5 separate regions of the Homo sapiens genome follow, and all the other regions are linked to region 5. Evidence: chromatin contacts called from ENCODE Hi-C or POLR2A ChIA-PET data. All regions are on one chromosome and are shown on one strand. The core of a region is the stretch at or near the end of the contact, and the rest is flanking DNA. Distances in the headings are between cores, read along the strand shown. Region 1 overlaps CFAP251 (cilia and flagella associated protein 251). Region 2 holds the start of LINC02985 (long intergenic non-protein coding RNA 2985). Region 3 has its middle 32 kb from the start of MORN3. Region 4 holds the start of BCL7A (BAF chromatin remodeling complex subunit BCL7A). Region 5 overlaps HPD (4-hydroxyphenylpyruvate dioxygenase).

What was found. Hi-C counts contacts between places; a loop is a spot of excess contacts on that map. ChIA-PET counts read pairs that join two places held with the same protein, here RNA polymerase II (POLR2A). Pooled maps may share reads with other maps.
Region 1: a loop to region 5 is called in a pooled map, with 2.7 times the contacts of the local background. The contact joins two enhancer-like sites. A Hi-C loop is called at or near these places in 5 of 50 pooled maps. POLR2A ChIA-PET finds 5 or more read pairs at or near these places in 2 of 52 experiments (OCI-LY7 and RWPE1).
Region 2: a loop to region 5 is called in a pooled map, with 4 times the contacts of the local background. The contact joins the promoter of LINC02985 here to the enhancer-like site in region 5. A Hi-C loop is called at or near these places in 9 of 50 pooled maps. POLR2A ChIA-PET finds 5 or more read pairs at or near these places in 2 of 52 experiments (WTC11 and activated T-cell).
Region 3: a pooled map shows a loop between it and region 5 (2.5-fold over the local background). The contact joins two enhancer-like sites. A Hi-C loop is called at or near these places in 7 of 50 pooled maps. POLR2A ChIA-PET finds 5 or more read pairs at or near these places in 2 of 52 experiments (AG04450 and HepG2).
Region 4: a loop to region 5 is called in a map of naive thymus-derived CD4-positive, alpha-beta T cell, with 10 times the contacts of the local background. The contact joins the promoter of BCL7A here to the enhancer-like site in region 5. A Hi-C loop is called at or near these places in 1 of 168 maps with a recorded cell type or tissue (naive thymus-derived CD4-positive, alpha-beta T cell), 1 of 37 single-sample maps with no recorded cell type and 10 of 50 pooled maps. POLR2A ChIA-PET finds 5 or more read pairs at or near these places in 4 of 52 experiments (MCF 10A, Panc1, activated CD8-positive, alpha-beta memory T cell and 1 more).

Annotation. Positions count from the first base shown.
Region 1 is chr12:121,978,173-121,983,046 of GRCh38, forward strand. All of the region lies in intron 19 of CFAP251 (cilia and flagella associated protein 251), which reads left to right. Among named protein-coding and RNA genes, the nearest start is that of BCL7A, 41 kb to the right of the region's middle. RefSeq lists enhancers at 2,334-2,413, 2,434-2,483. Within about 2 kb of position 2,244, at least 5 of the 41 ENCODE cell types and tissues checked have a DNase peak (open chromatin) inside an H3K27ac peak, as active enhancers do.
Region 2 is chr12:122,060,428-122,066,049 of GRCh38, forward strand. LINC02985 (long intergenic non-protein coding RNA 2985) reads left to right here and starts at 2,863. Exons shown (of 4, transcript NR_135044.1): 1 at 2,863-3,104; 2 at 4,123-4,255. BCL7A (BAF chromatin remodeling complex subunit BCL7A) reads left to right here. Exons shown (of 6, transcript NM_001024808.3): 6 at 1-1,617. RefSeq lists silencers at 2,476-2,770, 3,691-3,840 and enhancers at 3,636-3,930, 3,881-4,110, 4,251-4,300.
Region 3 is chr12:121,634,918-121,640,201 of GRCh38, forward strand. It overlaps the pseudogene ORAI1. Among named protein-coding and RNA genes, the nearest start is that of MORN3, 32 kb to the right of the region's middle. RefSeq lists enhancers at 2,786-2,855, 2,916-3,005, 3,530-4,047, 4,048-4,565. Within about 2 kb of position 2,759, at least 16 of the 41 ENCODE cell types and tissues checked have a DNase peak (open chromatin) inside an H3K27ac peak, as active enhancers do.
Region 4 is chr12:122,019,901-122,025,254 of GRCh38, forward strand. BCL7A (BAF chromatin remodeling complex subunit BCL7A) reads left to right here and starts at 1,984. Exons shown (of 6, transcript NM_001024808.3): 1 at 1,984-2,283. The coding sequence starts at 2,192. RefSeq lists silencers at 1,863-1,942, 2,073-2,392, 2,543-2,702, 4,183-4,272 and an enhancer at 2,537-3,352.
Region 5 is chr12:121,836,869-121,842,092 of GRCh38, forward strand. HPD (4-hydroxyphenylpyruvate dioxygenase) reads right to left here. Exons shown (of 14, transcript NM_002150.3): 13 at 3,064-3,180; 14 at 2,659-2,970. The coding sequence ends at 2,860. Among named protein-coding and RNA genes, the nearest start is that of TIALD, 17 kb to the right of the region's middle. RefSeq lists enhancers at 1,980-2,650, 3,322-3,991 and a silencer at 2,613-2,812. Within about 2 kb of position 2,788, at least 16 of the 41 ENCODE cell types and tissues checked have a DNase peak (open chromatin) inside an H3K27ac peak, as active enhancers do.

The DNA of each region.
Region 1 (4,874 bases), core at 994-3,493, 140 kb after region 5:
ACGAGGTCAGGAGATCGAGACCATCCTGGCTAACACGGTGAAACCCCGTCTCTACTAAAAAAATACAAAAAATAAGCCGAGCGTGGTGGCGGGTGCCTATAGTCCCAGCTACTCAGGAGGCTGAGGCAGGAGAATGGCGTGAACCCGGGAGGCGGAGCTTACAGTGAGCCGAGATCGTGCCACTGCACTCCAGCCTGGGCGACAGAGCAAGACTCTGTCTCAAAAAAAAAAAAAAAAAAAAAAAAAAAATTATCCGAAAACATGCTTTTTAAAGGATATATTTTAATTTTTTAACTTTTTCTAATTTAGAAAATAGAATTATAAAGAAGAAAATAGAAATTACTCAGAGATCATCACTGTTATTATTTTGGTAGATATCCTATCATTTTATATATGGACATAGATATATCTATATTTTTAAACAAGGAATTGAGATTATATGGTATATATATGTATATACCTATATATATCAACATTATACAGAGGATGCGTGTGCATATACATATGTATCGACATTCTCAGTAACTTGTTTTGTGAGCAAGGTGGTAAAAATTCCTTGGCAACATGCTTTTAAAGGCTGCAAACTTAATTGGACCACTCTCCAGTTGATAGCCGTGTGAGTTGTCTAAAGTAGCTGGTGTCAGAGACACAGCTGTGTGGAGCATCTCTGTGCATGGTTTTTGCACACTTCTCTCATTATTTTCCTGGGTCATAGTGCAAGAAGTAGAATTACTGGGTCAGAGAATATGAAATTGCAGACCCTATTGCTAACCTACTTTCCATAAATGTAGCATTTTACGTGCCCATCTTCAGGAATCCACAAGTCCTGAAACCCAGCTAAGACTCAGTGTTCATGTTGGCTGAGAACACTTGAGCAATATAAACTGTGGTCCCAGTCCCTGCTCTCGGCTTCAGTGGCCTACCCAGAATCACCTGTTTTGTGTGCTCCAGGTACACAAAACTCATTTCTCGAGAAATTAGTTATCAGAGCCCTTTAATCCCTTCTGAGTCTTGAACGAGGACCTTAAAATCACCAGGTACTGTTGTAAGCTCCTCTAAAGGTCTTTGGCTGATGTGCATTTTGTCATAGCACATTGCTAGAAACATAAGCAACTCTGAGAAAGTTCGTACAGCCCACGTGGTGTTCCAGAGAGTGGCATTTTCCAAAGAGTGTTCCCTAGAACATGGCTTCCCAAACTGGGAAGCTGCATCGGAGCATTTACTGACTATTCAGCTCCTGGGCCCTGCCCAGGTCCAGCCAATCGGAATCTCCAAGCACAGGCTTGGGATTCTCTACATCTCCTGGGGGTGCTCACTGCGGAGCCGCCGACATTTGAAGAGAGGGAGGGGCTCAACACACTGAGTGAGATCATTAGTCAGCTTTCTTCTTCTTTTTTTTTTTTTTTTTTTGAGACAGCATCTTGCTCTGTCACGCAGGCTGGAGTGCAGTGGTGTGATCTCAGTTTACTGCAATCTCCGCCTCCCAGGTTCAAGCGATTCTCCTGCCTCAGCCTCCCGAGTAACTGGGATTACAGGCATGCACCACCATGCCTGGCTAATTTTTGTATTTTTTAGTAGAGACAGGATTTCACCATGTTGGCCAGGCTGGTCTCGAACTCCTGACCTCAAGTGATCCACCTGCATCAGCCTCTCAAAGTGCTGGGATTACAGGCGTGAGCCACCGTGCCCGGCCTCAGCCTTATTCTTTGGTTACAAGTTACGGAAACCTAAGTCGACCCATTTTCTGGTTCACAGAATTCCAGGTCCAGAGGGAGTGGGGATGTGCAGTGTAACCTAAGCCAGGCCCTCATCCATGTCGCTGGGAAGGGTCTCTCTCTTTAGGCCTCGCTTTCTGCTGTGTTGTCTCCCTCCGTGTCCGGCCCCCAGTCCACATCCAGTGGGATTCAATGCCACAGGCAGGAGCCTGTCCCCTTCCCAGAGCTGCAGACATTGTCACTGTCATCACTGCCATCAGGCATGTGCCACTCAGGTTGGCCAGGCGTGGGCACTCTCCTTCTTGGAGTGTGGGGTGGGCTCAGTCCCCTTTAACCATGGGGACTATGACCAGATGACAGCTAAGACGTGGGCAGGTGTCTCAGCCTCTTCATGCTTCAGCTTCCTCATCTACAAAATGAGTGCAGCAGTCGCACCCAGGACCACTCTGAGCAGGTGGCGTGGCTTCCACGGAATTCTGAGCAAGGCAAAAAGTGGGCCCCTCTTCATTCTCACTTCCTTCTTTTTTTTTTTTTTTTTGGAGACAGGGTCTCACTGTGTCACCTGGTCCTCCAGCCTCAGCCCTCCAAGTAGCTGGGACTACAGGAGCGTGCCACCATGCTCTGCTAATTTTTCAATTTTGGTAGAGATGGGGTTTCTCCATGTTGGCCAGACGGGTCTCAAACTCCTGAGCTCGAGCCATCCACCCTCCTTAGCCTCCCACAGTGCTGGGATTCTAGGCATGAGCCACCGCTCCCTGACCTCATTTCCTTCTCATTTTACATTAGAAATGTTGCCTCAGATGTCTCACTGTTCCCACGGCCGCTGCACTTCATCTGCATGGTTCTGTCTGTGGTTCTGCTTCTTCTGTTTTTAGTCCAACGTTTAACCAAATACCCACCTCCTCTGGGTGATTGGTTGGCCTAACACTTGGTACTTCAAGATGGAGAAAGGGAAGAAGCACATCTTGGTGCAAACTAGCTGGCCTGGCTGCAGTTCCCAGCCTCCTTGGCGAGCCATCCCAGCGGTGGTCTGAACGCCGGAGTCTGCTCTGTAGATGAGGCTGGAGCAGGCTGCGCTCTCGTAGGGGTGTCGTGAGGACTAGAGAGCGAGGGTCTGTGCGGTGCCCAGCGCACAGAGGTGCTTACTCAGTGGGGGGCTCTTCCCTCAGTATTTCCTGTTGAGTCAGCATGTTCCTCTTAAGAGGCGATGGGATCGCCCCTCATTTTCTTATTTTTAATTTTATTTTGTAAAATTCCAAGCAAACACAAAAACAGAGAAAAGAATAAAATGAACTCTTGGCCAGTCACGGTGGCTCACACCTGTAGTCCTAGCACTTTGGGAGGCTGAGGCAGGAGGATCGCTTTAGTAAGCCCAGGAGTTCAAGACCAACCTAGGCAATATAGGGAGACCCTGTCTCTACAAAAAATAAAAAAAAAATAGCTGTAGTGGCATGTGCCTATGGTCCCAGCTTCTCGGGAGGCTGAGGTGGGAGAATTGCTTGGGCCTGTGAGGTCAAGGATGCAGTGAGCCGTGATCACGCCACTGCACACACACACCCCACACTCCTGCATATCCATCAGTCAACTTCAGCTTCAGCAATTCTCAGCTCCCGTTTGGTCCAGACCCACTGACCTGCTCCCGCCCCATGGGTTATTCTGAAGCAAGTTCCAGGCACCCTTGCCTCACAAGGAGGCCTTTCAAACCCAGGTGCCCCTTCCTCAGCCAGGGAGAGGTTCTCCTTCACAAGGCCTGCAGGCACCTGAGGTTCACACTTCTATGAAAGTCACCAAAATGCCATCGTGGGCCGTGCCTCTCGCAGTTCCTGTGGGTGAGGAGTATTCCGGCAGCTCTCTGATGCCTGCAGGTCAGTGCTAACCATGGAGGCCACATTGTGGAGGCTCCAGGGTCAGGCAGCTCTGGGTTTGAATCCTGACTGTGACCACGTGCCAGTTACGACTTGGTCAAGTTTCAGAACCTCTCCATGCCTCAGTTTCCTCATCTACAAAATAAACATAATAGTAGTACCTACCTCCAGAATTATTGTGAAGATTAACTGAGTATCCGTTTCGTACAGTACACGGCACACGTTAAATGTTTAAAAATGTCATCTGATATTTTTGTCTTTGTCATGATATCCCCATCTGTGGATCCGTGATTCCAGAAGCCCTTTATGAGAATGTTTCTCTGACCTTGTGCTTCTTTGTGTATAATACCCTTTCCAAAATCTAAAAGTTTATATTTTCTTGATTTTCTGGTAAAGATACTTTACATAAATGTCCAAACGCCATCAAATTGATGGCAGTCTTCTCACTTGTTCAGGATTTTTTTTTTTTTAAGAGGCAGTGTCTCACTCTGTCGCCCAGGCTGGAGTGCAGTGGTGTGATCACAGCTCACTGCAGCCTCGACTTCCTGGGCTCAAGTGATCCCTCTGCCCCAGCCTCTCTAGTAGCTGATATTATAGGCGCACATCACCACATCATTCAGGATTCTTGATTTTTTTTTTTTTTTGAGACGGAGTTTCACTCTTGTTGCCCAGGCTGGAGTGCAATGGCGCCATCTCAGTTCACCGCACCTCCACCTCTCGGGTTCAAGCAATTCTCCTGCCTCAGCCTCCTGAGTAGCTAGGATGATAGGCATGCGCCATCTTGCCTGGCTAATTTTGTATTTTTAGTAGAGACGGGGTTTCTCCATGTTGGTCAGGCTGGTCTCAAACTCCCGACTTCATGTGATCCACTCACCTCGGCCTCCCAAAGTGCTGGGATTACAGGTGTGAGCCACTGTGCCCAGCCAGGATTCTTGAGTTTAATCCCTGGGCTGTCCTGCTTTGTTGGTGAGGTGTTTAGCCCTGGCAACCAGTGCCCACGTGTCGCACAAAATACTTGAGAAAGAGGGTGGGCACAGAGCAACCCGCTTGTCTCTGCTTCCTATAGAAATAAGGAAGTCCTGCATATGCCTGGAGTCCCGGCTGCTTGAGAGGCTGAGGCAGGAGGATCACTTGAGGCCAAGAGTTCCAGACCAACCTAGGCAACATAGCGAGACCCCGATCTCTAAAAAATTTTAAAAATTGGGCTAGGCACAGTGGCTCACAATCCCAGCATTTTGGGAGGCCAAGGCAGAGGGATTGCTTGAGCCTAGGAGTTCAAGACCAGTCTGGGCAA
Region 2 (5,622 bases), core at 1,613-4,112, 220 kb after region 5:
GACGCAATCTCCCCTCCCTCCCATCCCCCACCTTCGCTGGAACAGCTTCCTCTCACTGAACGGAGACGCCCCCTTGGACGAACTGCCTAATCGTTTGGTTCTGAGGCCTGGTTTGCTCTTAATTAATATATGAACTCCTCAGACCTTAAACCTTTTCCTAAGCTTTCTTTACTGCACTGGAGTTCTGACTCCCTTTGAGTTGTGTGTTACTGGGGGTGGGGTGGGGTCATGGGTTTTGTTGTTTTTGGGGGCTAATTGGTGCATATTCAGGTACCACCTTTGACGTGTGGCTCTTTCTCCTGACCATCATGGGAAGTGTCTGCTGGATTCCATTTTCTAAGAGTTTCTGAGGGTGAGGCTCTTATTTTTTTTTTTAAGGGATCCTGTCTATTTCCTGCACTTCGAGAAGAATCAAAATGTTCCTGAATTTCAAATACCTCATGCAAAATGTCTCCTGAAATAAGGGAAAAAAAAAAAACCACAACTTTGAAAATCTTAATGTTGAAGTTAGCAATGCCGAAAGGTTTCTGTCTTAAAAAAAAAAATCCTTGTACTTATCAATTTTGCCCCTTAGGCAGTCAGTTTTGTTGAGAACTGTGTCCTGCATCCTGGCGCAGAACCTACCTGATGCGGTTCCTCTCCACGCATCTCGAGGCGGCGTTACCTCCAGATTCCGTAGAGTTAGAGTCACATTTTTCTTTGCAGCGAAACTCCATCTTGGTGAGAGATGAATTTGGATATTTATTTCCTTCTCTGTTTTTGGGAAACGAGAGGCTACAACCAAGACAGCTGAAGGAGAATGAAACACACACATCCACAGAAACAGAGAGGCGTAGGTGGCCCTGCCGTTGACCGCAGCCTCTCTGGACAGGCAAGGGGAGTTGGCGCAGGTGAGGACTCAGACGACGTCCACCGTCCCAAGGCTGTCACTAGTATTTCTCTGAAGTGCCTGAAGGTAGGAATGGGCCGGCGATTGGGACCAGCTGGGCCCCACCACGGCCACGCCAGGCAAAGCGCCAGCAGCCCTGCACTCCACGCTGGCCAAGAAGGCCTTCCACGCAGAATGACAAGACTGCAAAAATCCGATGTGCTTCCTTCCCTGGCGCAGTCGCTCCTCGAGCCGCTGCCCCCCACCCACCCTGCACCCCTCGCCCTCCCCCCACCACAGAATCTAAGACCTTTCAGCTTCGAGCCAGGGGGCGGGGGATCCCGAGCAAAAGCCTTCCGTGGACATCAGGCCCCGTGGCCTCAAGGGCTCCCAGGGCAAACCTAATTCCCCCCAAAACGTGAAGTCGGGGAAGCTGCGGCTACACATTCCACAAAGTGCTGGCACTTACACCCACAACCCGGAAGGCTGTGGACCGATTCCTCTAGGGTGGTGACCTCCCATTAGCAAACGGTGTCATGGTTTGGAATGTTCATTATCGCCAAGAACCTGGTTAGAGGCATAAAGACCTTTTTTCACCGTTACCTAATTTTTTCCCCTTTCAAGAATTTTTTTTTTTTTTGGTGTGTTGTACAGCAGTATAATTTTTCACTTATTTATTCCATCAGTAGATATGGTTTGTACAATGTACAATTGTTTCATTTCAGAAAATAAAAATTTCAAATCATGAATACCTTGTGGTTTTGTCTCATTTTAAGTAAGGTCAGATCGATGGTGACGGTGTCCCTCTCCAGCTGCTCCGGCCTCTCTTGCTTGGCCGTGTGGCCCTGATTCTACAAGACACACAAGTTCCTTGCACACAGGAGCTGTTGCCTTCCATAGTCATAAGAGCTGCCATTATTAAGCACCAGCTGGATGCCAGGCAAGCCACTAGTTGCTCCTTTCTGTGGGCAGGTATTGTTGGCCACCTTGTGCAGGTGAGAAAACAGCAGGACAGTCCCCTGCAGGGCTCTCATGCCGGGTCAGGCCCCCAGGTTGAAAGCCACACCTGAGGCCAGGCGTGGTGGCTCATGCTTGTAATCCCAGCACTTTGGGAGGCCGAGAAGGGCGATCACCTGAGGTCAGGAGTTCGAGACCAGCCTGGGCAACATGGCGAAACCCCGTGTCTACTAAAAATAGAAAAATTAGCCAGGTGTGGTGGCACACACCTTTAATCCCAACTAGTTGGGAGGCCAAGGCAGGAGAATGGCTTGAACCTGGGAGGCAGAGGTTGCAGTGAGCTGAGATCACGCCACTGCACTCCAGCCTGGGTGCAACAGAGTGAGATTCTGTCTCAAAAAAAAAAAAGCCACACCTGATCCGCCTACCCCGAGACCTGGGTTCCAGCAGGGACATGTTTTCAGCTTCCCTGTCTCTGAGGGGACTCTGGATTGTGGTAGGGACTCAGGGGCGTTAGTGCATGGGTGGACTGCAACCTCGGCTTGACTTGTCCTAACAGCCTCTAGTGACTTACATGGTTGGGCTGGAACCAGACCTTTCCCAGGGCTGTGACCCTTTCAGCCCAGACTCCTTCCCCCACGCTGACTTCCCCACCTCTGTCCAGCGTCACCTGGCCCTTGGGTCAGCCCCTAAAGAGAGCTGGCAGGGGTGGGGGTGTTGTGTCAGCGGGTCTAGGCCAAGCTGCACTGCGTGGACCGGCTGCAGGCAGATGCTCTCTCCTGTTTGTTCTGTCTGACTCTCCTTCCTACCCGTTCCTTTTTAACATGTTCCAGTGTTTTTACCAGAATTGGCTGCTCAGCTAAATAAACTCCTGATATGGAAAGTTCAGCCTGACAAAACACAAATCATAGAGGCCTTGTTTGCTTAAGGAAAAAAAATGCCTGAGCTGGCACACGTTCCCGCGCTTCCTTTCTGCCCTCCCTGCGTGTCTGTTCCCAGCTCTCACTCTCTGGATCGGTCCCTCCCTCCTCTCTCTAAGGCTTCTGCCCTTTCCCCCTGCCTCCCTTGTCTCCACCCGCCTAGATCACTGTCTCACAGTCATTCTGTGGAACTTCCTCTGTGTCTCTCACTGGAGCCGCCTAACTTCCTCTCCCACCTCCCTTCATCAAGGAGCAGTCTCATGCCCAGGAGCTAGAAATGTAGGCTTTGCCGGCATTGGTTGAGCTGTGCTGGGCCCTAGGCAGCGATGACTCAAACTTGACCCTTAACCCCCAGGCAGGTAAGTGAGCCGCAGTGCTTTACGATGCCGACCACAGTTTGGAATTAGGGGATACAGACATTCTGATGGCAAGGGTCAGGGAATCTCCTAGGACACTGGAGGAATACCAGGCCTGGGGCTAAGCAGCTCGTTTTTCCTTTTTGACACAAAGGAGGGGCTGGAGGCTTCTGAGCCAAGGCTCTGCTGGACTAGGGATGGTGTTGCCAATGAATAGCATGGATTGGAAAAGACCAGACTGGAAGTGGGAGCCGGGCAACTAGGGAACTGGAACAATAGGCCAAGCGGGGGGCCAGCGGTTGGCAACAGGGCCCATGTGGCCCCAGGCAATGTGAAGGCGGTCAGTAGGCAGGGAGGTGGGGTGGGAAAGGGATCAGCTGGGGGAGGTAGGCAGAAAAGGCTCAGGTCCAAGTTCCAGGCCATGCTAAGGCAACAAGTGTCACAGAGGTCCGTGGTGGGGCCGAGGATGGACTGCAGACCCTAAAGGCCAAGTCCAACTTCCCTCTATCGCTCCTCTGGGTGAAGAATGCATGTTTCCTCCAGAGTCTCAGATTAGATAGACATCCTTTGACCTTGTCTATCCAGTTCTGTTTCCCTCTTCTTCCCATAGGGGTCTCCCTCCCTCCCCGTCCTTAAGTGGGGCGGGCACTTAGCCCAGGGTGGTGATATGACCCAGTCCTATCCAATCACCATGGTCCCGCCTCCTGGCTACCACAATTGGCTCAGGGATGAGCACGTGGCCCATAGCAGCCCAGTGAGAGTCAGCCCTGGGTGGGAACTGGTGGGAAAGAATTCTGCTGGAGCATCTGGAGTTGCTCAAATGGAGTGGCTGTGGCCATCTTTCCTTACACGTGGGGAGGAATCAGCCTGAGAATGAAACCATCACAGGAAAGGGCTGAAAGACGGTGAGTGTGTGCTTTCTAAGGGCAGCATTTGGGCCTTGGCCCCAGCCGGCCCTGAAGCCAGCACAACCCCCGGAACGTCTCAATTTGTGAGCCAATAAATGCCCTTGATGGTTTAGGCAAGTTTTCACTGGGTCTTACCCGACGTGAGCCCCCACTCCTCCATATGGACCTGTTTTGGACCAATGAGGCATCCTCTTCTGTAGTCCTCAACACGCGGAGCTCCACCACTCCTGAGCAGTGTGACCTCAGGCAAGTATCTTAACCTCTCTGGGTCCCTGTTTCCTCATCTGTATAATGAGGACAATAATAATGCCTACCAGGGTTGTTGTGAGGATTAAATGAATACGTGTAAAGCGCTCAAGGCAGGCCCAGGCACACAGTGAATCTCAAATGTTAACTGCTATTTTATAGTTATTATCCTCGCGCACCTCTAGCTTTAGAAGACCAGTTCCGAGAGCAGGAGGCACAGGGAAGGGAAGAATGGCCCTCCCCTGGTTGCCTTGGGTTTGCCCTCAGTTACACTTTGCTCTCTGAAGACCCACCTCTTCCCCAAGTGATTGACACTGGAGTCATCCGCACAGCATGCTCCAGATGCGGCACAGCCTGAGTCAGGCCTTGTGGGATGCGCCCACCCGGGAACAGGAAGGAGAGACGTGCCTGACTGAGCAGAGGGCTGGAGGTCAGACAACACGTCCCTGCCCTGGGCACTGGCTGCTCAGTCATTAAAACAGACCCAAATAGCTTCTGGCCAGGGGCTCAAAGGAACAGCCTGTTAGAGACTCAGTTTTCCAGTCTCTCTTCACTGTTGTTCTCTCTCCACAGGTGGGGTTGGGGAGAGGCCTCGGGATGGCAAGGACCAGGGTCTGCGGCCAAGCCTGTGGGTCCTGTCTCCCTCTAGGATGCCCCTGGGACACTGGTACCCATGGATGCACTGGGTGACTTGAGGTCAATGGCTTTCTCTCTCCAGACCTAGGCAGAAAAAGCAATCTGCTTTGCATCAGAGAACCTCAAGAGGCTCTTAATCCTGCTCTTTTCTCCCTCTGGGCTCCCTCCGTGATGAGCTCATCTGACCTCCTGGCAACCCCGAAGGGTGGTTTAGAGCAGGGAATCAGCCTCCCGATTTACAGAAAGGATAACTCAGGCCAGGGAAGCGACTTGGACAGGGTCCTGCAGGGACTCAGTGAAGGAGGCTTCGGAACCCAGCCTGTCTTCCAGCAGGCCAGGAATCAGCAAATCTGGCTACCTGTTTTTTTATTTTTATTTATTTATTTATTTTGAGACAAAGTCTCGCTCTTGTCATCCAGGCTGGAGTGCAATGGCATGATCTCGGCTCACTGCAACCTCCGCCTCTGGGGCTCAAGCGATTCTCCTGCCTCAGCCTCCTGAGTAGCTGGGATTACAGGTGCCTGCCACCACGCCCAGCTAATTTTTGTATTTTTAGTAGAGATGGGGTTTCACCATGTTGGCCAGGCTGGTCTTGAACTCCTGACCTCAGGTGATCTGCCCGCCTTGGCCTCCCAAAGTGCCGGGATTACAGGCCTGAGCCACTATGCCCAGCCCACCTGATTTTTTTAAAATAAAGTTTTATTGGAACAAGCCATGCTTATTCATTTACA
Region 3 (5,284 bases), core at 1,509-4,008, 200 kb before region 5:
CAGGCCCTTTCCTCTTCCTCGGAGAGCCCAGCCTCTCCCCTCTCCCCAGCCCAAAACCTCAGGGCTGGCGAGTGTGGGTGTCCCCGGGCCGTGTGCGTCCCAACAGCTGCACTGCTTTCTGGCCCTGGAGCCTGTGGGTGTGACAAATGGTGTGGAATGTGGTGGTCTCTGTCCTGTGGAGGTGGCCATCAGGCCAGGTGTGGCGTGGGGTACACATCCTTGTGGCCGAGGTTTGGAGCTGGAGCTGCCTCTAAATATAGCAAGCGAGGCCCCGAGTCGGGGTTGGAAGGTGGGTATGTGGGGTCCCTGTCTCCAGTCTGAGCTGAGGGTATCCAGGCACTATTTCTCTTCCATCCACTTCAAGCTCTGTTTTTCTCCTTTTTTCTTTTCTTTTCTTTTTTTTAGAGATAGAGTCCTGCTCTGTTGCCCAGGTTGTAGTGCAGTGATGGGATCATAGCTCACTGCAGCCTTGAACTCCTGGGCTCAAGGGATCCTCCTGCCTTAGCCTCTCAAGTAGCTGGGACTGGCCAGGTGCGGTGGCTCACACCTGTAATCCCAGCACTTTGTGAGGCTGAGGTGGGGAGATCATCTGAGGTCGGGAGTTCAAGACCAGCCTGAGCAACAAGGTGAAACCCCGTCTCTACTAAAAATACAAAAGTTAGCTGGGCATAGTGGCGGGCGCCTGTAATCCCAGCTACTCAGGAGGCTGAGGCAGGAGAATCGCTTGAACCCGGGAGGGGGAGGTTGCAGTGAGCCAAATTGTGCCAGCGCACTCCAGCCTGGGTGACAGAGTGAGACTCCATCTCAAAAAACAAAAAGTAGCTGGGGCTACAGTCATGCCCACTATATCCAGCTAATTTTTTTTTCTTTGTGTGTGTGTGTGTGTCTGTGTGTGTGTGTGAGATAGGGTCTCACTTTGTTGCCCAGGCTGGGGTGCAGTAGCGCAATCACGGCTCATTGTAGCCTCAACCTCCTGGGCTCAAGGGATTCTCTCACCTCAGCCTTCTGAGTAGCTAGGACTACAGGTATACTCACTACACCCAGCTAATTTTTTGATTTTGTAGAGATGAGGTCTCACTGTGTTGCCCAGGGAGATCTCGAATTCCTGGACTCAAGTGATCCTCCTACATCAGCTCCCTAAATTGCTGGATTACAGGTGTGTGCCTGCTTTATGTGTTTTTCTTTCTTTCTTTCTTTCTTTTTTTTTTTTTTTTTTTTTTTAGACAGAGTTTCGCTCTTGTTGCCCTGGCTGGAGTGCAATGGCGCGATCTTGGTTCACTGCAACCTCCACCTCCTGGGTTCAAGCGATTCTCCTGCCTCAGCCTCCTGAGCAGCTGGGACTATAGGCACGCATTACCACGCCCAGCTAATTTTTGTATTTTTAGTAGAGACGGGGTTTCACCATATTGGCCAGGCTGGTCTCGAGCTCTTGACCTCGTGATCCACCCACCTCGGCCTCCCAAAGTGCTGGGATTGCATACGTGAGCCACCGCGCCCGGCCCTGTGTTTTTCTTTTTAACCAAGATTTATTGAGCTGCTGTAGCTGGCCCTATGCTAAACATCTACATATGAAAACTACATTTAATCTCAGCCACCATGTGAGGGAGGTGCTCCTTTGCCCCCTTCATACCCGGGCTGTGGAGCCAAGTGGACTTGGTTTTGAATCCAGCAGCAGAGTAACCCTTTGGACAGCTGACATCACCTTTCTGAGCCTCAGTTTCCTCGTTTGTAAAAGAAGAATAATGGTATTAGTAACTCGTGGGATTCTCTTTTTTTTTTTTTTTTTTGAGACAGACCATGCTCTGTCACCAAGACTGGAGTGTAGTGGCACTATCTTGGCTCACTGCAACCTCTGCCTCCCGGGTTCAAGCGATTCTCCTGCCTCAGCCTCCCAATTAGCTGGGATTACAGGTGCCCACCACCACACCCCAGCTAATTTTTTTTTTTTTTTTGAGATGGAGTCTCACTCTGTTGCCCACACCGGAGTATAGTGGCATGATTTCGGTTCACTGCAACCTCCATGTCCAGGTTCAAGCGATTCTCATGGCTCAGCCTCCCAATTTTCTGGGATTACAGGTGTGTGCCACCACACTCAGCTAATTTTTTTGTATTTTAAGTAGAGGCAGGGTGTCACCATGTTGGCCCGGCTGATCTTGAACTCCTAACCTCAAGTTATCTGCCTGCTTCGGCCTCCCAAAGTGCTGGGATTACAGGCATGAGCCACCACACCTGGCCCACCCCTGACTAATTTTTGTATTTTTAGTAGAGACAGGGTTTCACCATGTTGGCCAGGCTGGTCTTGAACTCCTGGCCTCAAGTGATCCACCCTCCTCAGCTTCCCAGTGTGCTGGGATTACAGGCATGAGCCACTGCCCCTGTCAGCCTCTATTTTATAGGTGTGGAAGCTGTGGCACAGAGAGGTTGAGATCCTTATCCAAGGTCAACAGCTTTGTAAGTGGAGGAGCCAGTTTGCAGCCAGCTGTGTGGTTTGTTCTGTGGTCCTGACTGCATAGAGGGGGAGAGACACTACCTCGGGGGTGGCTGGGGCACAGGCGAGGCACCAAGTAGGGAGCAGAATGGGACTGCAGACCTGTATACAGGCCCCCCATACACACCCCAGCGGCCAGCTCAGGGCCTGAGCCACCTAAAGGCTCCAGACGTTTCCAGTGAGTGGATCAGTAGCAGTGGACCTGGGGCAGCTCAGCAACAGCCGCTGCTGCTTGTCCTGTCTTGGGTTTCAGGTTCCGGGGTGGCAGGCCAGAGCAGGAAGAGGAAGTGCTGGGGGTGGGGAGGTGGCAGGAGACACTGGCTGCTGGAGGGGGCTCCCCTCTTCCAGGTGTGGGCAGGCCTGGGGGCAGAGACAAGGGAGCTGCAGGATGTGGCCCTCCATCTGCCGTGCCCTGGTGACCTACCCCACGTCTTGTGTCCAGCACCCACATGTGCTGAGATACCCTCACCCGCATGGACTCAGAATTCTCAGGGCTGGCTTTCGGCCACCAAAGATCTTAAACACGGTAGAAATCCTGATGGCATTGCCCCAAATTTATATGAGCTTGAAATGTTTTGTAAACGCCTGGACTGAGAAGTACATACTGCCATCCACTGTGGGCATTCTTAGACAAAAGCCTGTGAATCCTGTTGAAATTGTCAGAAAAGTCCTGTGAATAAATGATACTTGGCTGTTTTAAGGAGAGTGTCCACCATCTTCAGATTCTCAGAGATGTCCGACCCCAAGTCAGATCCAGATTGTGACCTTCATCTCGCTGCAGCCCCTTTTTTTATGGGTGTTGAGGAGGGTCTTGGCCAAGGTTACCGGTAAACAGGCAGTTAAGGAGCTGGAACATGGGTTTGCCAGTTTGGCCTGGCGTTCTTTATGCCTGAGTGTGCCCCTCTGGAGGATGTTGTAAAGAGACTGTGGGGTGGGGATGAGGTTCCTAAACTGAGTAATAATGAAGCTCACTTTTATTGAGGGTTTGTTGTGTGCCGGACACTACCTGTTTTACATGGATTGACTCTCTTAATCCTCAGAAGAAGCCTTCGAGGCTTGTCCCATTATTCCCATTTTACAGATGTGAAAACAGAGGCACAGAAAGTTGAAAGCTTGCCAGAGTCATACAGCCCAATCAAGGGCAGGGGAGTCAGGGTTCAAGCCAGGCAGACTGTAAAAGGAGAGCGGTGGGGAAGGAAGGAGTCCACACCCCTACCTAGGGCAGGAGGGGTGAGGACAGGAATTCCCTGCCTGCTGGGGGCCAGGCTAGTGTGCGGCTAATGGAGAAACTTCAACATTAGGCTTGCCGCTCTGAGCCTGCCACATATATAGCAAACACCTTATAAAGAGTCACTGTCCTTGATGGAATGACTGCCATAGGTATCCGCCATCTCCCTACCCCTGTCCCTCCAGCCCTCATGGGTTGACCATGGTTGTGTGCCCACTGCCCGCTGCTCCTGGCCCAGATCTGATAAGCTGGCTCCTTTGCATGGGGGTGACTTGCAAGGCCCAGGTGAGGAGCAGCGGGTGTCTGGCCCGGAGCATGCCCCTGGTGACCTCGGGTCCACAGGTCTCCAGGAACTGGGGGCAGCTGGTGTGTCAGCCCTGGGGCTGGGGAGGAGACAGCCCCAGGGTGTACTGGCCACCCAGCCTGCACCAGGGCTGGGCCCGTCGCTTCTGGGAAGCCTGCTCTGTATGTCAGGTCGTGCGCTGTGTTCTCAGAAGGGCCTGAGTGTGCCCTGGGAGGGCAGCCACCACCCCTCTGCATGTCCCCAGAGCAGGGCATGAAGGAGAAGCCTCTGCTTGGGTGTGAGGATGTGGGGCCAGCAGGCATGATGGCTGGCGATTGCTTTTTTTAATGCTTTTATTTTAACCATAGTAAAATACGCATAACAAAATTTACCATTTTGACCACTGATGGTGGTGGTTGGTACTAATTTTAATTTTATTATTATTATTATTATTATTATTATTATTATTATTATTATTATTGAGTTAGAGTCTCACTCTATTGCCCAGGCTGGAGTGCAGTGGCACGATCTCAGCTCACTGCAACCTCCGCCACCCGGGTTCAAGTGATTCTCCTGCCTCAGCCTCCCAAGTAGCTGGGATTACAGGCACGTGCCACCACGCCCAGCTAATTTTTGTATTTTCAGTAGAGATGGGGTTTCACCATGTTGGCCAGGCTGGTCTCCAACTCCTGACCTCAGGTGATCCACCCGCCTCAATTTCCCAAAGTGCTGGGATTACAGGCATGAGCCACTGGGCCCGGCCTGATTTTATTTTTTTTAGAGACAAGGTCTTGCTCTGGTGCCCAGACTGGAGGGCCATGGGGCAGTCATAGCTCACCACCACCTCAAACTCCTGGGCTCCAGCGATCCTTCCCCACCAGACTCCCAAGTAGCTAGAACTACAGGTGTGCACCACCACCCCCCAGCTAATTAAACAAATTTTTTTTATAGAGGTGGGGTTTCTCTGTGTTGCCTGGCTGCTCTCGAACTCCTGGCCTCAAGCAGTCCTCCCACCGCAGCCTCCACAAGTATTGAGATTACAGGCGTGAGCCACTGTGCCTGTCCTGCGGCTGGTTTCTAATACCTGGCTAGGTGGTAATAGCAGTGTTTTGGGAGGTGGTTACCATGTGCCAGCTCTCATTTAATTGTTAAAATAATTCTATGAATTGGCTGGGTGTGGTGGCTCACACATGTAATCCCAACACTTTGGGAGGCTGAGGCAGGCAGGTGGGTCACCTGAGGTTGGGAGTTCGAGACCAGCCTGGCCGACATGGTGAAACCCCGT
Region 4 (5,354 bases), core at 734-3,233, 180 kb after region 5:
TTCATGTGGCCCAAAGCACATACCTATTGATCTCACATATCTCTGTGAGATCTGTTTTATGACCTGCTGTTGCATATTTTCCCAGAAAATTCTCGGAACGATTCTCTGAAGTCCTTCTTTCTCTTTCTCTTTTTTTTCTTTTTCTTTCTCTCTTTCTTTTTTTGTTTTGTTTTGTTTTATTTTGTTTTGTTTTGTTTTTTTGAGATTCAGTTTTGCTCTGTTGCCCAGGCTGGAGTGCAATGGCATGATCATTGCACCTCTGCCTCCCAGGTTCAAGCATTTTCCTGCCTCAGCCTCCCGCGTAGCTCAGATTACAGGCCTGCACCACCACGCCCAGCTAATTTTTGTATTTTTAGTAGAGACAGGGTTTCTCCATGTTGGCCAGGCTGGTCTCGAACTCCTGACCTCGTGATCTGCCCACTTCGGCCTCCAAAGTGCTGGGATTACAGGCATGAACCACCGCGCCCGGCCTTTTTTTTTTTTCTGAGACAGGGTCTCACTCTGTCTCCCAGGCTGGAGTGCAGTGGCTGGATCTCTGCTCACTGCAACCTCCGTCTCCCAGGTTCAAGCGAGTCTCCTGCCTCAGACTCCCGAGTAGCTGCGATTACAGGAGCCCACCACCGCGCCCGGCTAATTTTTGTATTTTTAGTAGAGACGGGGTTTCACCCACCATGTTGGCCAGGCTGGTATCGAACTCTTAACCTCAAGTGATCCACCCGCCTCGGCCTCCCAAAGTGCTGGTATTACAGGCATGAGCCACCGCGCCCGGCCAGTATTTGTTCTTTTCTTCATTTTTCACGTCAGGAGACTGCGTTTCAGAATAGTAAAAACAAATGCCTAGGAAAAGGCCTGCGGTCTCTCCATTTCCACAGTAGCGTGTTCCCCAAAGACCAAACCCTCAGGGGAAACGTCTAGAATGAGTAACAACTTAAGGCTGCAACCTTAAACTTTCCCAGGACTCAGTTTCCCCAGCTGTGAAATGGCTGCTGTCGGGCTGTCATCTCCAGGCCCGGGGCGCTGACATTTGGGCCACTCTCGGTCTCCCTCTTCATTCTGGGCGCGCATTAGCTCTGGTCCGGCCGGTTCCGCTGCAGCTGAACAGCAAGATGCGGCACCCAGGTTACCCTGATCATCGCAGATTTCTCCCCGGGGCTCTGTTCTGAGGCCTCAAAAGTGCTCCTTGTAGATGGGACCAGGGGTCATTTGGGCAGTAGCAGCGCCTGGTCTCAGTCTGGTACTGAAGTCAGGAATGGCTTAAGGTGAAATCGTGGTCCTCTGGTGAAGCTCAGCGAAGACCCCCTCGCCTTGTTTATGACAAGAGAACTTCTGGGGGCGGGAGGAAGAGTCCCTGTTACGATGCTGATCATCATTGAGCTTTTGCTGAGCAGAAAACTCTTTAGTACTCAAGGTCGAGAGTCTCTGGTGGTCTGCCTGGCACCAGGCACCTTCCTACAACCCTAGTTTTCCAAAAGGACAAAGCCTGGGGCAGGCGACGTCCTAGCTCGCATTTGAACAGGGCCGCGGGCCAGCAGAGATGCGCGATGCCCAACTCTTTCCAAGAGCACCTCGCGTCCCGAACCGGTGCCTTCAACTCGGAGAAGTCAAGAGACCCGCAAGAAACTTGCACGACTGCACCCGCCGCCGCGCTCTGGGGGCTGGGCAGGGGCAGCTGGGCTGGCTCCCGGGGAACGCGACCCCCCCGCGCCCCGCAGACCGGCTGTCTCCCATGGACCCCTCGGCACCTGCAGCCTCCGAGGAAGGGTCAGCGCGCGTGTCCGCACGCCCGCCCCCACCGCGCGCCCAGAGCCGGGGGTCGCCGTGCGCCCTTCGCCACCTCCCCAGGAGGGCGTCCGGGGCGTCCCCTCTGGGGGCGCAGGAGGCCCGGGGGCGCTGCCCGGTGGCCGCGGCGCCCGGAGGCCGCACTGCCGGCGGCGGCGGCGGCGCGGCTCCCCCTGCTCTGTGCAGCTGCCGCCCGGCGCTTGCGCACTGGGCCAGGCGCGCGGCGGCCCCGGGCTTTGTGTGTGTGTGTATGTGTGTGTGTGTGTGTGTGTGTGTGTGAGTGTGTGCGTGTGAGAGTGCGAGTGTCTGTGCGCGAGTGAGTGAGCGGCGGGCGGGCGCGAGTGTGGCCGCCGCGGAGCGCGAGCAGGACCCGGCGGGCGCGCTCCCCAGCCTCCGTCTCCCCGCCGGAACCATGTCGGGCAGGTCGGTTCGAGCCGAGACGAGGAGCCGGGCCAAAGATGATATCAAGAGGGTCATGGCGGCGATCGAGAAAGTGCGCAAATGGTAAGCGGAGGCGCCCGCCGCCAGCCGCCTCCCCGGCCGCCCCGAGCCCGAGCGCGGCTCCAGAGAGCCGCGGGGCGCAGCGCCCCGGCCGCCTGCCCCGGCCCAGCCCCGCCGCGGGCCCCGGGACTTGGCGAGGGCGGGCGGACGGGCGGGCGGCGCGCGAGCCGGGTCACCTGCGCCAGGCTGGGGCCGCGGCCGCTGCCCAGGTGCGCTCGCGCCTGTAGCCCACCTGGCGCGGCGGCCCGGAGGCGGCGGGCGCCGGGGCCAGGCGGTTGGAGCGGCGGGGCGGCCCCCGCCGCGGCGCTCGGCTCCCGGGAGGGGGGCTCGGGGCCGGCCCCAGAAGCCATTTCGTTTTGTGCAAGTCACATGAAAGCGGCTTCCCGCGCGCCGGGGCCGCGATGCCGGCGGCGGCGGGGAGAGCGCGAGCTCCATTGTGCAGGCTCCGAGCGGGCCGCCGCCGCCGTCTCCTCCCCGCGCACCCCGGCCCGCGCCCCGCCGCCCTCCGCCAGCCCCGGCCCGCCCGGCCGCCCGCTCCCGCCTCCCGGGCCCGGCGCCCTCGAGTCTGCGGAGTTTGCAGAGCGCGAGCCGTTTAAATTTAGCGCTTTGGGCTGCCTGGAGCGAGGGCTCTCGGCGACCAGGAAAGATGGGGGCGAGCGCTGGGAGCCAGCGGCCAGGGGCGCGGGGCGCCCACGTCCCACCCCGCTCTGCGCGGCGCCCCGGGCGGGGGGCTCGGGCCAGCCGATGTTTTTGGCCAGAAGCCGTTCGTCCTGGGCCGCGGCTGCCTCTCCACACCGGGAGCTCGTGTTTGTTTTGCGGAGGGAGCTGTTGTTTTTGTTCTCTGCACCGGGGAGAGGGGGACTTGGTGGCGGCCGCGCGTGGTTTTCGGGATCACATTAGCGTCCGCCCGGCGTGGCCCGGTCGACATTAAGGGGATCGAACCTTTCCGCGGCCTCGTCGGGGTCTGCTCGGAATCGGCCCCTGGGCCAGGCCCGAGGCGCAAGCAGATCGCCAGGTTGGGTCAGAGTTGTTGAAAACTCCCCGCTGCCTGATTTCAACTTTATTATTTTTTTCCCACGCCTTCACTGGGGTCCCGGAGGGAGAGGAGCCGCCGCAACGCTGGCTCTGAGTGTCAGCGCCCGCGGGCTCGTCTCGACCCTTTATTTCGAGCCTGGAAGCTGGGCAGGCCCTGTGGCAGGGGATGTTTACGTTTGGGGGTGTCGTTTCTCGAGTAGCGCCTCGGTCTCTAAAAGCCACTGGGGGCGAGCCTCCGGTGTGGCGGTGTCACAAGTTAGCTGTCCTTTCTGAGTCAAACCCAACAAAAAAGGCAAGAGGAAAATCAATAAAGTCCACGTGCTCCCCGGCCTCCTATGGAAAGGGCTGGCTGCGATGGCCGGATGCCCGGCCGTGGGCTGGGTTTGGCTCCAGTGGGACAAAGAATTTTCAGAACCGTGAGAAGGGGAGGCTTTCCAAAGTTGAGATCCAAGTCGTCGGTGTCTCGGGAGCTCCCCTGGTACACAGGGTGCCCGGTGCCCGACTGGAGCCATTTAAAAATGGCAGAAACAGCTGCAGGCCAACACACACACGCTGGAAAACAACCCGCAGCCCCCTCTACTGTGGGATTCCCCGCGGGAAGCCCGGAGTTGCTCCCCTCCTTGCCTCAGCCCCTGTGCAAAGAAAGAACTGGTGTCTGTGCCTGGGTCCCTTCTGTCGCCGGCCTGGAGGTTGGGAAACAGCCGGCAAGCCGCCTTTCTCTGCTCGAGGAGGCGTGGTGGGGCCTCCTACTCCAGGTTCCCGGCTGGACAGAGGCTCCTGCACCCTGACAGCTGCTCCCGCAGAGCGGCCAGCTGCTCTGCAGGGAGGGCAGATGGAGAGATGGGGCTTCCCACCCCGCGGGCCCCGGGGCGGCCGGCCTGGAGGCCTTCCAGCCCGCTGACCCCGCGGGGACCAGGCCTGTAGTTGGAGCTTGAGGGGCTGTACCTCTGCGCCTCCCTGGGTTTGGGGAAACAACACATCGTGTCCTCTGAAGACCTCAGGCTTTGGGATCTCATGGTCCAGCTTCCAGTTCACTTCGTTGCCGCGACCTTGGGCATATCATTGTCACTTCTCTAACCATGGTGACCCGGGGTTTTGTGCTTGGCTTCCAGGTCCCCTCGGGTTATTGAGGACGATTGAGGTCATGCCTCCGAGAGCACCGCGCCCTGGGCGCAGGAGGAGCTGTTGCTCAGTGTTGTCTGTGTTGTAAGGTGGACTTTGTAGAAACTTGGCTTTGAGGTTTTTTGTTTTTTTTTTTTTTTGGCCCCTTCTAAGCGAAAGCCTTGGACTTATTGCCCAGGTTTCTCTGGCCCCTGAGAAGCCATATCTCACCTTCCCCGCGCCTTCGGATTGGGTCTTAGACTCAGCCCATGAGACTGTGGGTTGTTTATTAATTGTGTGGTCACCAACCATGCATTTCACCACTGGTGGGGGGGTGGGGTTGCCAGGTTTAACCAGATAAAAATACAGCACACCCAGTTAAATTTGAATTTCAGATAAACAATGAAAGATTTTTTTAAAAATAAATGTTTTTGAGTATGTCTCATGCAATATTTGGGACACACTTATACTAAAACATTATCTAATTTATCTGAAATGCAAATTTAACAGGGCACCCTGTATTTTACCCAGAGGGAAGCCGAAGTGTTTGGCAGATCATTTGGCCCCATGAGCCTTGGGTGGGTTTCTCCTCAGCCCTAGTGACCCCTAAAATTACCCCCCCGACCCACCCACTGTCCCCTGATGCTTCCCCCACCCCCGGAAAAAGCTGTGGCCTCCCTCTCATTTGGGGCAGGCTGCCTCCTGTTCTCTTTTTCTGGTGTTTCAGCAAGGCAGGCCAGTGGAGGTGAGGTGACCAGAAGATGGCTAAAGGGAAAACAAAATGGTGGGCCTCTTTTTGGGAAACTGGGCCAGGGTTTGGGGGCCCTGTGCTGGTGGAGGAGAGAAGACCCCAGGGCGATGGTAGGAGACGAAAGCTTGGGCTGCAGCGTAAGCTTGGAGGCCCGCTGCGGTGGCTCACGCCTGTAATCCCAGAGCTT
Region 5 (5,224 bases), core at 1,538-4,037:
TGTATTTATGAGATGGAGTTTCGCTCTTTTTGCCCAGGCTGGAGTGCAGTGGTGCGATCTCACTGCAACCTCTGCCTCCTGGGTTCGAGTGATTCTCCTGCCTCAGCCTCCCGAGTAGCTGGGATTACAGGTGCGCACCACCAGGCCCAGCTAATTTTGTATTTTTAATAGAGATGGGGTTTCACCATGTTGGCCAGGCTGGTCTTGAACTCCCGACCTCAGGTGATCCACCCACCTTGACCTCCCAATATTTATTTTTGAGATGGAGTCTCACTCTGCCACCCAGGCTAGAGTGCAGAGGCGTGATCTCGGCTCACTGCAAGCTCCACTTCCCAGGTTCAAAGGATTCTCCTGCCTCAGCCTCCCGAGTAGCTGGGATTACAGGCACCCTCCTCCATTCCCGGCTAATTTTTGTATTTTTAGTAGAGGCGAGGTTTCACCCTGTTGGGCAGGCTGGTCTCTAACTCCTGACCTCAAGTGATCCACCTGCCTCAGCCTCCCAAAGTGCTGGGATTACAGGCATGAGCTACCGCACCTGGCCATATGTGCCCAACTTTCTAAAATGTTGACTCAAATTTGTTTGAAACCATGCAGGCAAAACGAAGTAGGTCTATGAGCCACATTTGGTCTGTAAGCCACTAGTTTGCATCCTTCTGGGTTATACAATTTCCCTTCTTCACATTAAGTCACAGGAGAATAGAGGGGGAGTATTTTTTTTGCACGGAATCCTTTGGGTTCTCTCTGATCTCTTTATTTCTGAAGTTCGTGATCCCAGAAGCTCTGATTTCTTCTATAATCTGAAAAAAATCCCCAATTCCCACCATTATACCAACTCAGAGTATTTTTTTCTTCTATTGAGCTCTGCTGCCTCCTAGCTCTGAGTTGACTTATCCTCACGGAGGGTTCTCAAGCATTAGAAGCAGAAAGAGGCCAGAGACAGTGGCTCATTCCTATAATTCCAGCACTTTGGAAGGCTGAGGTGGGCGGATCACCTGAGACCAGGAATTCGAGACTGGCCAACATAGTGAGATCCCATCTCCATGAAAAATAAAAACAAAATTAGCTGGGCGTGGTGGCACATGCCTATAGTCCCAGCTACTTGGGAGGCTGAGGTAGGAGGATCACCTGAGCTCAGAAGGTGGAGGTTGCAGTAAGCCAAGAGCACACCACTGCACTCCAGCCTGAGCAATGGAGTGAGACTCTGTCTAAAAAAAAAAAAAAAAGAGAGAAAAAGAAAAAAAAAAGAGGCCAAATTTGCCCACCACCAACTCTTACCTGGTTTTGAAGAAAGAATCTCCTTCCTAGGGTTTTAGGACCCAGCTGCCTCATTCTTTTGCAAGGATCACTCACTCTTCTATGAGTATGAACAAGCCCCTTTCCAAAAGAAGTCCTCACTGCGGGCAAGGCTGGGGCAGTGCAGCTGCGTGGGTGGTCATGGGCACTGCCCTGCTGAGGGCAGGGACTGGGATACCAGGCCCCTCCTACCTGCTTTATCTCTGAGACCAGGAACCAAGGGACCATATCCTACAGTTGATGAGCAGGGATGCTGCCCCTAGAGTCCCTTGTCTAACACTCTCCCCTCTCCTGTGTTCAGAGGTTTGGGCTCTGGGTAGCAAAACTGAAGACAGCTCATCTTTAGAGATCATCGGCCGGGCGCGGTGGCTCACGCCTGTAATCCCAGCACTTTGGGAGGCCGAGACCATCCTGGCTAACAAGGTGAAACTCCGTCTCTGCTAAAAATACAAAAAATTAGCCGGGCGTGGTGGCGGGCGCCTGTAGTCCCAGCTACTCGGGAGGCTGAGGCAGGAGAATGGCGTGAACCCGGGAGGCGGAGCTTGCAGTGAGCCGAGATCGCACCACTGCACTCCAGCCTGGGGGACAGAGCGAAACTCCGTCTCAACAACAACAAAAAGAGATCATCAAGCCGGCAGACAAGATGCTGCCAAACTCTGACCCCACCTCAGGGCCTTTCTCCGTTCGCTCTTCCTGGAATCCTTTTCCCGAGCATGGTCCCATGGCTGGCTCCCAAATGTCACCTTCTCGGAGAGGTCTTCCGTTATCAAAATTAGCTCCCCTGCGATCTTCGCTTCCACATATTCTCATCAACTGCCTTTTTTTTTTTTGAGACAGGGTCTCACTCTTGCCCAGGCTGGAGTGCAGTGTCAGGATCAGGGCTCGCTGCAGCTTAGACCTCTGTCCATCAATCGATCCTCCCACCTCAGCCTCCTGAGTAGCTGGGACCACAGGTGTGCGCCACTACGCCAGGCTAATTTTTATTTGTTATTTGTGTAGACGCAGGGGGGTCGGGGTCTTGCTATGTTACCGGGCTGGGCTCGAACTCCTGGCCTCAAGCGATCCTCCCACCTCTGCCTCCCAAAGCGCTGAAATTACAGGTGTGAGCCACCACGCCCGGCTCATCGCTTGCTTTATTGTCTGAATCGCGTTTATCTCTCTACAAAAGCAGTGTCATCCGTCTTTCCCTCCAGAGCAAGTCCCCTTCCTTCCCTGGTTCCAGAATTCCCCTCTCCGCGTGGTCCCGCTGGCAAAGCGCTGGCACCCGCAGCTCCTCGGTCCCGCGGCGCTGGCGGCCGCCCTGGCCTCCCCCTGGCTGCCATAAGGCACTACTGCCTTATGCGCAACACAAACACAGACACAGTATTGGACCGGGGCACGCTTTAATCGGGAGGGCTGGAGCAGAGGGCGGCCCCGCCGAGGGGCGTGGTCAGTGTGGGCGGAGCCTTGGGGGCCGAGTCCGCTGGTGGGCGGGACCCAAGGGGAGCAGCCAGTAGGGAAGTTGGGCGAGTTCCAGAATCAGGGGGCGTGGCTGTGTGGCTGTGGCCTCCGTGGGGTGGGCGGGGCTTACATGCCGGGCACCACCCCATTGGTCTCCATGTTGGTGAGGTTACCCCGCAGGTTCTGCTCCTCCTCGAAAGCCTTGAACAGTGAGTTGAAGTTGCCGGCTCCAAAACCCTGTGGCGGGAAAGAGAGGAGATGAGCCAAGGACCCAGAAAACCGAGTGTGCTAGCTGCCTGTCCCCTCGGGCCTGCCGGGGACAAGCAGTACCTGGTGGTTGTGGCGCTGGATGACTTCCAGGAAGAGCGTGGGCCGGTCCTGCACCGGTTTGGTGAAGATCTGCAGGAGGTAGCCTTTCTCGTCGTAGTCCACCAGGATTTTCAGCTCCTAGGCGGGAGACAGGGGGCTCTGCTAGGGGAGGCTGGCACGGTGAGATCCTTGGAAAGTCCACAGGGGCTCCTGCACCCCAAAAGTCTGGAAATGACCTCTTTTTCTGGCAGTTCAGCCACCTCCAAATATATCCCCAAACTGTCCTATTACTATCCCCCTACTACAGTTCCTAAGGCACCATTCAAGACTGCTGCCCGCTTCTAATCTTGTATCCTTACAATCCATCCTCCCCGCAGACATTATCAGGACACTTTCTTTTTCTTTTTTGAGACGGAGCCTTGCGCTGTTACCCAGGCTGGAGTGCGGTGGCGCAATCTTGGCTCACTGAAACCTCCGCCTTCCGGGTTCAAGCGATTCTCCTGTCTCAGCCTCCCGAGTAGCTGGGACTACAGGCGCAGGCTACCATGCCCGGCTAATTTTTGTATTTTTAGTAAGACGGGGTTTCACGATATTGGTCAGGCTGGTCTCGAACTCCTGACCTCAGGTGATCCACCCACCTCGACCTCCCAAAGTGTTGGGATTACAGGCGTGAGCCACCATGACCTGCTGCGGGATCTTTTAAAAGTCGGATCATGTCATTCCCCTGTTTAAAATCCTCCAGTGGAAATCGGAACCCTCATGTACTGCTGGTGGGACTGTAAAATGGTGCAACCACTTTGGAAAACAGTCTGGCAGCTTCTCAAAAAGTTAAACATATAGTGTTGCTTCCTTAAAATACGGATTAAAAAAAAAAAAGGGGGTGGCCAGGCATGGTGGCTCACTTTGGGAGGCCGAGGCAGGTGGATCACCTGAGCTCAGTTCGAGACCAGCCTGGCCAACATGGGGAAACCCAGTCACTACAAAAAAAAATACAAAAATTAGGCTGGGCAAGGTGGCTCACGCCTGTAATCCCAGCACTCTGGGAGGCTGAGGTGAGTGAATCACCCGAGGTCAGGAGTTCGAGACCAGCCTGGCCAACATGGTGAAACCCCATCTCTACTAAAAATAAAAATAAAAATAAATTGGCTGGGCATGGTGGCACACGCCTGTTATCCCAGCTACTCAGGAGGCAGAGGCAGGAGAATCGCTTGAACCCGGGAAGTGGAGGTTGCAGTGAGCCAAGATCGGCCACTGCTCTCCAGCCTGGGCAACAGAGCAAGACTCTGTCTCAAAAAAAAAAAAAAAAAAATTAGCTGGGCGTGGTGGCGGGCGCCTATAATCCCAGCTACTGGGGAGGCTGAGGCAGGAGAATTGCTTGAACCCAGGAGGCTGGAGGTTGCAATGGGCCAAGATCGCACCACTGCACCCCAGCCTGGGAAACAAAGCAAGACTCCATCTCTAAACAAACAAAAGGGAACATGGAATTACCATGTGACCTAGCTACTCCTAGATATATTCCAAAGTGCATTGAAAACACGTCCACACAGAGCCTTGTACATAGATGTTCACAGTAGCATTACGTATAACACCCCAAAAGTGGAAACAACCCAAATATCTATCAACGAGGAATAGATAAACAATGTGTGTCTATCTATACAATGGGATATTTTTCAGCCACAAAAAGGAACGAAGCACTGACACACACCCCACGCAGATGAACCTTGAGCACATGCTATGGGAAAGAAGCTGCTCACAATAGGCCTATTTTGTGATTCCTTTTTTTTTTTTTCCGAGATGGAGTTTCACTCTGTCGCCCAGGCTGGAGTGCAATGGCGCGATCTCGGCTCACTGCAACCTCCCCTTCCCTGGGTTCAAGCAATTCTCCGGCCTCAGGCTCCCCAGTAGCTGGGATTACAGGCATCTGCTATCACACCCAGCTAATTTTTGTATTTTTAGTAGAGACAGGGTTTCACCATGTTGGCCAGGCTGGTCTTGAACTCCTGACCTCATGATCCGCCCACCTCAGCCTCCCAAAGTGCTGGGATTACAGGCATGAGCCACCGTGCCTGGACTTTGTGATTCCTTTTGATGAAATGTCCAGAATAGGCAAATCTATAGAGACTGAAGGTAGATTAATGGTGCCTAGGGCTGGGGTGGGAGGGGGGAAGGGAACAGAGGGGGT